Linked DNA regions of Homo sapiens: region 2 is linked to region 1. A link is a contact called in ENCODE Hi-C data. All regions are on one chromosome and are shown on one strand. The core of a region is the stretch at or near the end of the contact, and the rest is flanking DNA. Distances in the headings are between cores, read along the strand shown.

Region 1 (4,927 bases), core at 1,615-4,114:
AACACCCCCCTGCCCCATACCATCACCAGTGTAAGAACCAGAAAATGCACACTGGACTTCAACCCCTTTCACAAAGATTATCACTCCTCTACTCCATAAGAGGGGAAAAAACTACATGGTTTGGTTTTCGTTTCACTTTAAAATTCTCAGAGCAAGTCAAGATTTTGCTCCTGGGAAATTTCCAGCATCCCATGCCGCAGGTTAAGTTACATAATAAATTGCAATACTGTATCAGTTTACACGCAATTCTGAGATTTCACAAATAGTGACCCATGTTATTTAATCATTCCACTTTCCAAAATGTGTTTCAATCAACCAGTTCTCACTGCATTGCCTGTGAAATAAGTTATCATTATATCCACTTCCAACAAAGCAAAGCACTGTCACCCTGAGGCCAGGCAATAAATCAGCGACAGAATGGGGATCAGAAGTTCCCCGACAACATCCCTCCCCACCACCTGCAAGACCATGTCACTTACCATGGAGCACCCTCCTAGCTAAATAGAAAACATAAAGCAACTAACTACTCTCCACCAGCGGCAATACTAAATTAGGAACTATTGGTGAATCATTAAGTTAGGGTACACCCCCAGCTTCCCAATGCCAGTGTGCTCATCTGTAGAAGTGGAGGCAGAAGTTAAGGGGCAAACACGTGGCACATGCCCCGCACCTTGAAAGGGAGATGTAATCAGCGAGGAAGGCTGGGGCAGTACAGGGTTTGATCATCTCCGCTAGGATGTAGCTCTGCGGTGGGTGAGGAACTCAGCAAACTCCTGACATCCCGCCGCTAGGATCGATTTGGAGCTATGGATTCATCTGAAATTCCTGATTCGAAACAGGAGTATGAGAGTGAAAATGAAATTTACCTTGAAGCTCCTCCTTTTACAGATTATGGAACTGAACCTCAGAGGAGTGAAATGATATACCCAAGGTCTCACCACTCAGTAGCAGAGGCAGTTCTAGAAAGCAGGCCTCCAGACCCTTATCCAGGATCCTTGCAATGGGGGCTTAGGGGAATTAGGGAATGGGTCATGGTTACTGCAAGTGGCTTGGCCAAGAACCAGCTAAGCAGCTAAGGCTTGTTCCATCTCTGCCAAGCTAGGACTCGCCTCCTCTCAACCTTGTGCCACATCCAGTTTTTGCTTCCAGGCTGGGGGCCTCTGATTGCTTACTCTAAGGGACAAAGGCAATTATTTACTAAAGCTAACCCCATCCAAGATGAGGAAAATACAACACTGGCACTCAGGAATTAATTTCACAATAAGTCTATGTTAAGGTGATGTTTTATTTGTGGCCCTGCCTGATCAAGATGACTTCCCCACAAGAAACGTCCAAAGCAAACAATCTTTTTTTTTTTTAAACTGAGTCTGGCTCTGAGACGTGAAGAATTGTACACTTCTTTAACTGTCCTCCAAAAGCAGAAAATAAGCCGGACAGAGCAGCCAGAAGGACACCAGAGTCCTATGCTCAGTGTGTCAGGAAGCGACCCACAAGTTCTGGAGGAACATCCTTCCAGGAAACTGGGCAGATACAGATCCCCCACCCCGCTCCGCCCCGCAAAAGGTAAGACGATCTGTACTCGGTTTGGTGACAAGCGTTCATCTGGACAAGCTGGAAACAAGTCTGAACGGGAGCTGCAGGCGCGCACGCCAGCGCCACCGAGGGAGCGCGGGGAGTCCTCTTCTCCCAGAGGACCGACGCTGCGGGGACGCGCCAAAACCACCCGCGGGCGATCCCAGGGGGCTGGCGCCACTGAAACCTCCGCAGGCAACTCCGCGGCTACCGCTGCCCCCCACCCTACTCCTGCCTCTTACCCCCAAGGCACCATTTCTCCCCCTCAACTCCCTGCCCCTCGGCCCAAGCGCTTCGGTGGGAAACAACGCCCACTTTGGAGAATCAGAGGTGAGTTGTGGGGACACGCCAGATGTCCAGATCGCATCCTTTCACAGATCAACCAAGTCAGATACAAACACGAAGGAGTTTGCTTCTCTGACATTTTAAAAACACACCATCAGGCAGCACACTGAGACACACACACGGGGGTAACAGCCACAGGGAAGTCAATAACCCACAGGGGGGCTCCTAACTATCGTTGTCCCGTGCTCGGGGCAGAGCGCTTGGGGTCCCTCCCTATCTCCAGGCCACAGCGCTCTCCTGCCCACTGCCTGTGCGCAGGATGGGAAACTACGGTCGCCCGGCTGCCGGAACCCAGAGTGGGCAAGCTGGGGAAAGGCCCACCTCCTCGTCCTGCTCCTCCTGGGACGCGCTGCTGCCCCGGGGCGCGGGCGGCACAGCTCCTCCGGGAAGCGGCGGCGGCAGCGCAAGGACTCCGCGCTCCAGCAGCACGCTTGCCGGAGCCCACGCGGCGGGCGCCCGGGCGCCCAGGGTGCCTCCCAACGGCGGCGGCGGCGGCGGCTGATGCTCTCTGGAGAAGCCGCCGGGCTCCCCTTCCTCCGACAGAGTTTCTGAGCCCGAGGAGGACTCGGCCGAGGAAGCACCCGGAGAGGACGCGGCGACCAGCGCAGAGGCTGGAGTCCGGCTGCCGTGGCCACTGCAGCCGCGGGGCACCGGCTCTGGCGCCTCCGAAACTTTCTCCCCCATTTCCCTGTCTGGCCCAAAGTGCCTCCCGAGCGGCGGGGGCGCGGCGCGCACTCAGCGCCTCCCGGGGAAGACGCGGGCTCCTGGGCTCAGGCTCACTGGCACTGCCGCTCCCGGGCTGCAGGGAGCCCCGCCAGCGACTACATGGCAGTGACGGGGCCGCAGGAGCCCGCTGCTAAGTTCACAGCCGCCCGGGCCCGGCCGCAAACGGAGGCTCCCGCGCGCGGGGACATGCCCGCTCGGGTCCGCGATCTGCGCTCCACTGTGCTCCCGCGCTGCACCCGAGCCGCGGGTACTGCGGCTTCTCCTTGCAAAACCTGCCTCCGGGACGGAGCAAGGAGACGGGCAGCCCGCAGAGCCAATGGCAGGGCAGGCGCGCTGGTGGGCGGAGGCTGCGACGCCTCCGGCCATGAGGGCCTCAGGTAGGGGAGGCGGGGCCCGGGCGCGGGCCGTGGTCCCGCTGGAGCGCCTGGGCGCAGGGGACAGGGACCAGGCGGGGGTCCCCGGAGGGTGGGGGCGGAGCCCAGAATCGGAGCCAAGGGCTGAGACTCCGAACTTAGCGGGGGAGTGGCTGACCGTCCTTGGGACGTCAGAGGGAGACGGCGAGCGGATGGTGAGACCTTGGAGAAGAACTGGACTTTGTCTCCAAAAAGTGGAATCAAGAAAACGGACAAGAAGGAGGGCTCTATAGGGAAAAAAGGAACCACACACACACAGTCACCCACGCACACGGACTCACCAGCGTGTTGGAGGAAAAGGACAGAAACTTCGTGGTATAGTGAGCGGACCCAAAGGGGAGTGACCTCTAATCTCTGCTTTTCCGTTTAAGCTCTTTGGGCCTCAGTTTCCTCAACTGTAAATGGCTACATTACTACTGGTCTTGGCAGGCTTAGAGCAAATATATATAATGCATCAGCAAAGTGCCTGGCTTGGATACACGGAGCGTTTTTAAAAGACTATTTCCTGTCTTTATTTCTGTTTGTAAACTAAAAAGTTAAGTCTGAGACTTGAACCTTTTGATAGGGAGGAAGATAAAAAAGTATGTCCTTGTATTTAATTAGGACCAAGCTCTGTAGTCCTACTCAAATTGTCTGTCTCGGTATGATCAGCTAAGCAGAGGATGAAAAGGATTCACTTTCCAATGTACATTCTCCTAGCCCTGGGTTGTAAACCAACAGGATACAGGACAGGTTGCTTCATTTTCCTTACCTCTAAGAACTAGGAGAAAGAACTTTCACTAAAGGTACCAATAGAGTACCCTTAAGTCCTTCCCTGGGGCTGGAGGATGCTGCCTGTCCGGTGACTGGAATTTCCTTGGAAGCCAGCACTCAGCTCAGCAGTGGGAAATAAATGATTCCTCTCTTGCCTTCAGCTCTAGTCCCATTCTGAGCTCTGGCACAGTGACCTGGGATGTAAATTCAACCGCCTCAGTTCCATGTACGTTGATGGAGATGTGTGCCAGGTGCAGGGGATACAAAGATTAATAAGTCAGGTCCCCTGCCCTTGAGCAGCTTATGGTCAAGCGAGAGATTGATACTGCATAATATAGCTCCCTTATCCATTTTAGAAGCTGTGATAAGTGATACAGGAAAAATGTGTGAGGGAGAAGAGGAAAGAGTTACAGAAAAACAGTAGCAGGTCCTTGAGCATCTTAGATTTCTCTTTGTCAGAGCAGCCTTGCCAAAGGTCCTTAAAAACTGGAGGACCCTAATTGAAAGCCCCTTCAGCTAATGAGCCTTTCATGCTATCATGGTATTTACAAGTGATACATCACACAGAGGGCTTCATCATATTGGACAGCAACCTTTGTCCTGATCAGTTTCCTCCCCTCAAGATGAAGGGGAAGGAAATACGTTTTGTCTATCTTGCTTCAGACAGCCATACTGCAAAATGGACTCCGGTTGTCAGGCTTTCATTGTGACGCTTCTGAATTATTCACAGGGATATGAAGACCTGCTGAGGCAAAAGGTCAAGTCTAGTGGCAGCTAAGTTGTGAGAGCAAGGCTAAAGAGAGAGCACAGTGGGGCAGTCCGAATTTAACCCGGGCCTCACAATTACTTTCCTATTTAGGAGTTCTGGTCTTTATCTGAGCCCCTACGTGGTTGATTCACCAGAGCTGAACTGAAATGACAATTTCAGCCATGCACATAAAAGAAGAGGAGGAGTTGCTTTTCAGTACATAGGGAAATAAGAAGCAAGGTCATGGTCTGAATAACCGACAGCAAGAATGACAATAGTTATTATCGCCTGAGTCCTCTGCATCTTCTCTGGATGGTCTCATTTAATCCTGGCAACAACCTTGTGAAACAGATTCTATTAGTCCCACTTT
Region 2 (4,955 bases), core at 865-3,364, 420 kb after region 1:
ACCATTTTGCTTATCAGATTAGCAAATGATACATATTCTAAACTACTTCAACTCAGAAACAATGAACTTCACTAGGTCTATAATTTAAGGGATATGGTACGAGGACATACCCAATGATCTATCTCACAAGTTCTGATAATCAGTGACCACATAGCTAAAAAACCAAATCCTCTGGAATTCATGTTATCCTTACCATTTCAGGAAACTGATTCTAAGAGACTAATAAAATAATTTAAGTTTTTCATTTCTAAAATAAAAAATGCTCACACGGTATATATAATATGTATTAAAATACAAAGCTCAAGAACTCTGAGAACACAACTCAATTCTACCTCTACCTAAGACTCTCTCCTCCATTACCCACTTTTATTCCCAAGACACTCCACAATTACACTTCTAATGTGGAAATTAGATACATTATTTGATTACATCAATGACATTCTCTTAACAGCTCAGCCTAAGAACCAAAAATACTTTTTTCAAAGCATGTGAATGTCAGCGTATTCCAGACTTTAAGATTACACAAAATCGCTCTGCCTTTATCAGTGTAATTCTTTTACTTATTTGTTCAGAAAGCACTATGTACAAGTGGATGTCTAATACCTACTAGCTGACGATAATGAGAGGAAAGTCTCCATAGACAGCAATCTAGACAATTACTTGAGAAAGAAATTGTATTAACAACTAAAGTTGGTGAGATTTAGACTTAAATTTGAGTTATACACCTTACCCAGCTATACAACCAGGATCATATTACTTAACCTAATCTGTTTTTCAACTGAAAAATAAAGACAATTAATAATTCAAGTTTTATTAGGTTGTTGAGGATTTAGGATAAAATCTGTAATGTGCAAAGCATAGAGTGTGACACAGAGTAGGTGCTCAATAAATATTGTTTTTTCCTTCCCTTTCTTGGTATCACCTTTAATGACAGTAAATTTAAGCATTAAAAAATTATTTAATATCATTTTCTTTAAAAGTATAAATTAGGAGACAATGTTAGAAATAAAAATATTAACTATTTTTTGAACAGTTAAAATATTCTCCATTTAGTAAACAAATCAGAACATTTGAAAAGCAGAAAAATGCTAAAAGACAAGAAATTGTAACTCTTGGCTGGGGGCGGTGGCGGCTCACGTCTGTAATTCCAGCACTTTGGGAGGCTGAGGCGGGTGGATCACCTGAGGTCAGGAGTTTGAGACCAGCCTGGCCAACATGGTGAAACCCCATCTCTATTAAATAAAATACAAAAATCAGTTGAGTGTGGTGGCACACGCCTGTAATTCCAGCTACTCAGGAAGCTAAGGCAGGAGAATCGCTGAACCCAGGAGGCAGAGGTTGCAGTGAGCAGATATTGTGCCACTGCATTCTAGCCTGGGTGACAAAGTGACACTCTGTCTAAAAAAAAAAAAAAAAAAAAAAAAATTCAAAGAAATTGTAACTCTTTACCAAGCTCTTCTGAAAGCATGAAACATTCCAAACTGCTGCCTTTATAAACTAATGTCAGTCATCTTTTATTCTCAAGGCCCCAGTTGTTACTGAAGAATGTATTTGAGCCAGGTGCAGTGACTGATGCCTGTAATCCCAGCACTTTGGGAGGCCAAGGAGGGCAGATCACTTGAGGCCAGGAGTTCAAGATCAACCTGGCCAATATGGTGAAACTCCATCTCTACTAAAAATACAAAAATTAGCCAGGCATGGTGGTGCACACCTGTAATCCCAGCTACTCGGGAGGCTGAGGTACAAGAATCACGTGAACCGAGGAGGGGGAGGTTGCAGTGGGTCAAGATCATGACACTGCACTCCAGCCTGGGCGATGAGCAAGACTCTGTTTCAAAAAATATATACATATATATTTAGGAATGAATGTGAACACTTGAACTTTCCTCTACACCAAACAACTTAAAATGGCCCGAGAAAAAGTTAAACATTCCCATGTCATCAAAAAAAGTAAATTCGTTATTAAAAAGGAATGAAAATAGTATTTGGTGCTGTGAAAGGTAATGTCTAAACAATCACAGAAACACAAAGGCATGTGTGACACAGAATCAATAAAATCACTTTGCAGTAAAGGTGTGGTTACAAGGCTCAAACCAGTACCCACAGCAAAGGAGGTTACATTAATTCTTCAATCTGTGGTTCAATGTGCTGAAATCCAGCAGTGATCTGTTTATTTTGAGCCTTGTTTTAACATATACTACTGCTTTCAACTTTATGCTTCTGAGGTAGTTTTTAAAAGTAAGTACAAGTACTAGAGAATTCTCAAACTTAATCTCTAAAATAAAGGAAAAGGGCTACTATACTTCTCATACAGAGCGTCAGCTTCCTCATGTTTTAAAACAGTGATGATAATAATCTTCTCCCAGGCCTGTTGTGAGGATTAAATAAGGTGAGACATGAAAAAGTCTACTGACATCATGTCTGGCATACAGTAAAGTGCACAATAAATGTCTACGATTATCTTTTATTATCTAGTCAAAGGCTGGTATTAAAAATAAACTACTAAAGCACAAGTTTTAAAAATGGGAAACATATATTCCTTTATCTCAAATTATTTTCTATTAAAAAACCATCTTTAAAAATCTTCAAAAATTTGCTAATATATATATTTAGTATTTTTAAGATAGTGTAGTATAAGTTAGGAACTTCCATTTACAGTCATGGTATCATCTGAAGTAAAGGATGTGGGTTTAGATAATCTTAAATCTCAAAAGTTGTTCTCATTGTACAGCTGTTACTATGGCAACTTGCTGCCACCTGGTGGTAGTAAAGCTATTAATAAACTGAAATCACGGTCCTAAGGAAAAACTCTAACCCTTAAAACTGACAAAATAAAACACGACCAAAATTTAAATGTTATGCACTTAACAAAATAAGGATAAAAATTAACTTAGGTGACAAAGAGGGCTAACACTGCAACTTCAGCAATCATTTTACATATTAAAATTAATCACACCATTCAAAAAAAGTTCAGGAAAAAGCCTAAGACGCAAATTCTTAATGTGCTTTTTAAAAAAAGTACCTTTCCCTGCCATCCCACCCTCTAAGAAAATAACAATTATTATTATTCTATTAAAATAGTGGTTACAAAGAATAGCTAAAACTCTTCAAATAATGTTGCCCAGTATCATCTCTTTCCCCACTCTGCTAGAGAAATGTTTACTCTGAAATTAGGAGAAAATGTTCTTATATTACTTTACAGGTTCCACTTGCGTACAGTAACCTTTTCTCCCTCCGTAAAAAATTTTGTTTCCAATTGTCATCAGCAAATCCCTTTGTAAAAATTTTAAGCATTATCAAACCTGCTGGAACTACGAGATCTTCGCGATGCATTGTAACTCCTGGGTGGTGTTCTGGATTTTTTATCCTTCTTTCTTTTTTCATCTATCTCTTTGGATCTGTCTTTTTCTCGTTCCTTTTCTTTGTCCTGTTCCTTTTCCTTCTCTTTGTCTCGATCCTTCTCATGCTCTTTTTCCCGTTCTCTCTCTCTGTCCTTTTCCTTGTCTTTTTCCCGGTCCTTTTCCCGTTCCTTGTCCCGGTCTTTGTTTTTACCCCGTTCCTTTTCTTTTTCACGTTCCTTTTCCCTCTCTCTCTCCTTTTCCCTGTCTTTCTCTTTCACTCTTTCCTTTTCCTTGATCTTTTCTCGAGTGTCTTTTCTCTTGTCCCTTTAAAAACAAAAATAAATAAATTCATAACTAAAATAGTTCTACCTCCTCCAAAAAGACCTCTCTCTCTTCAACAATTACCAACACAAGACAATTTATAGTACCTACAGACATTTACATATACATTTTTATATAGCTCAGGTGTACAAGAAGCTGCTAAACAAAGCTATTCATACTACGCAAGCTGAACTGAGTAGTTTGGAAACCTCATGAGTCACACTGACATCAGATTCAGATCACTGGCAATCAATATTAATCCTAGATTACTAAAACAATAAAAAAGGTTTAATTTCTCTCATTAAAAACCTAAACCACAACAGATTTTTAACAAATGAAGCCAATTAAAATATTATCCCTTAGCACTAACAGAACTCTGAGGAAAAAAAAATTATTGTTAATTTCTCTAAAACTCACCGTGAATGCGAACGACTCCTTGACTTCCGTCTCTCCCTTGATTTAGAGCGTTTTTTATGTGGGCTCTTAGATCTACGTCTGTCTTTCTGTCTTGAACGTGATCTATTATGGGATCTACTCCTAAAGAAAAAAAATTGTTAGAATATCAAAACTTAATTTACGATCTTTCAAACAAGAAAATTTAAAATCTATCCTAACAGTATTTAACAATATTTTAAAAATTTCTCTTAAATAATACTTTAGTTACATAATCTGAAATACATTTACTGGAAACTTTACCGGATATTTCATTGTCTAGAACAGAGACAGAAACAAAGAATTTAACAGTTATTTCGTATATTTTCAGATGTGGCTTTTGCTAGTCATTTTATGCCTCAAATCAGTATAGAAGATTTTTCCCTGTTGACTTGCATGTAATCTGGTCATAACACATCATGACAGGGAGTAGTGGTTACGTGGTTGAGTAGTTCCTGTGAATGTGTGCTGTCTGTCATAACAAACAAAAAGAATATATAAAAGGAAGCACAGTCCTAATGACAGCGCCACTGTGACAGGAAAATAAAAATCATTACTCATAAGTTAAAACTAGATATAATCAAATATTGGATTTGCAATGCCTTGATTTTATAGCTGTAACTATAATCATAGCTACCAGTTGAGTATCCCTTATGTGAAATGCTTGGAACCAAAAGTGTTTTGAATTTCACATTTTTGGAGATTTTCGAATATTTGCATTCTATATATACACACGCATAAAACTGGTTGAGCATCCCAAACACACAACTGAAAAATCCAAAATGCTCCAGTGAGCATTTCCTTTGAGCATCACGAAAGCGCTCAAAAAGTTTTGAAGCCTTTTGAATTTCAGATTTTCAA

What was found. Hi-C counts contacts between places; a loop is a spot of excess contacts on that map. Pooled maps may share reads with other maps.
Region 2: a map of sigmoid colon shows a loop between it and region 1 (7-fold over the local background). The contact joins the enhancer-like site here to the promoter of MAST4 in region 1. A Hi-C loop is called at or near these places in 1 of 168 maps with a recorded cell type or tissue (sigmoid colon) and 8 of 50 pooled maps.

Annotation. Positions count from the first base shown.
Region 1 is chr5:66,594,330-66,599,256 of GRCh38, reverse strand. MAST4 (microtubule associated serine/threonine kinase family member 4) reads right to left here and starts at 2,864. Exons shown (of 29, transcript NM_001164664.2): 1 at 2,239-2,864. The coding sequence starts at 2,601. RefSeq lists silencers at 2,119-2,268, 2,279-2,418, 3,029-3,228.
Region 2 is chr5:66,169,295-66,174,249 of GRCh38, reverse strand. It overlaps SREK1 (splicing regulatory glutamic acid and lysine rich protein 1), which reads right to left. Exons shown (of 12, transcript NM_001077199.3): 8 at 4,080-4,199; 9 at 3,303-3,665. Among named protein-coding and RNA genes, the nearest start is that of SREK1, 27 kb to the right of the region's middle. Within about 2 kb of position 2,114, at least 4 of the 41 ENCODE cell types and tissues checked have a DNase peak (open chromatin) inside an H3K27ac peak, as active enhancers do.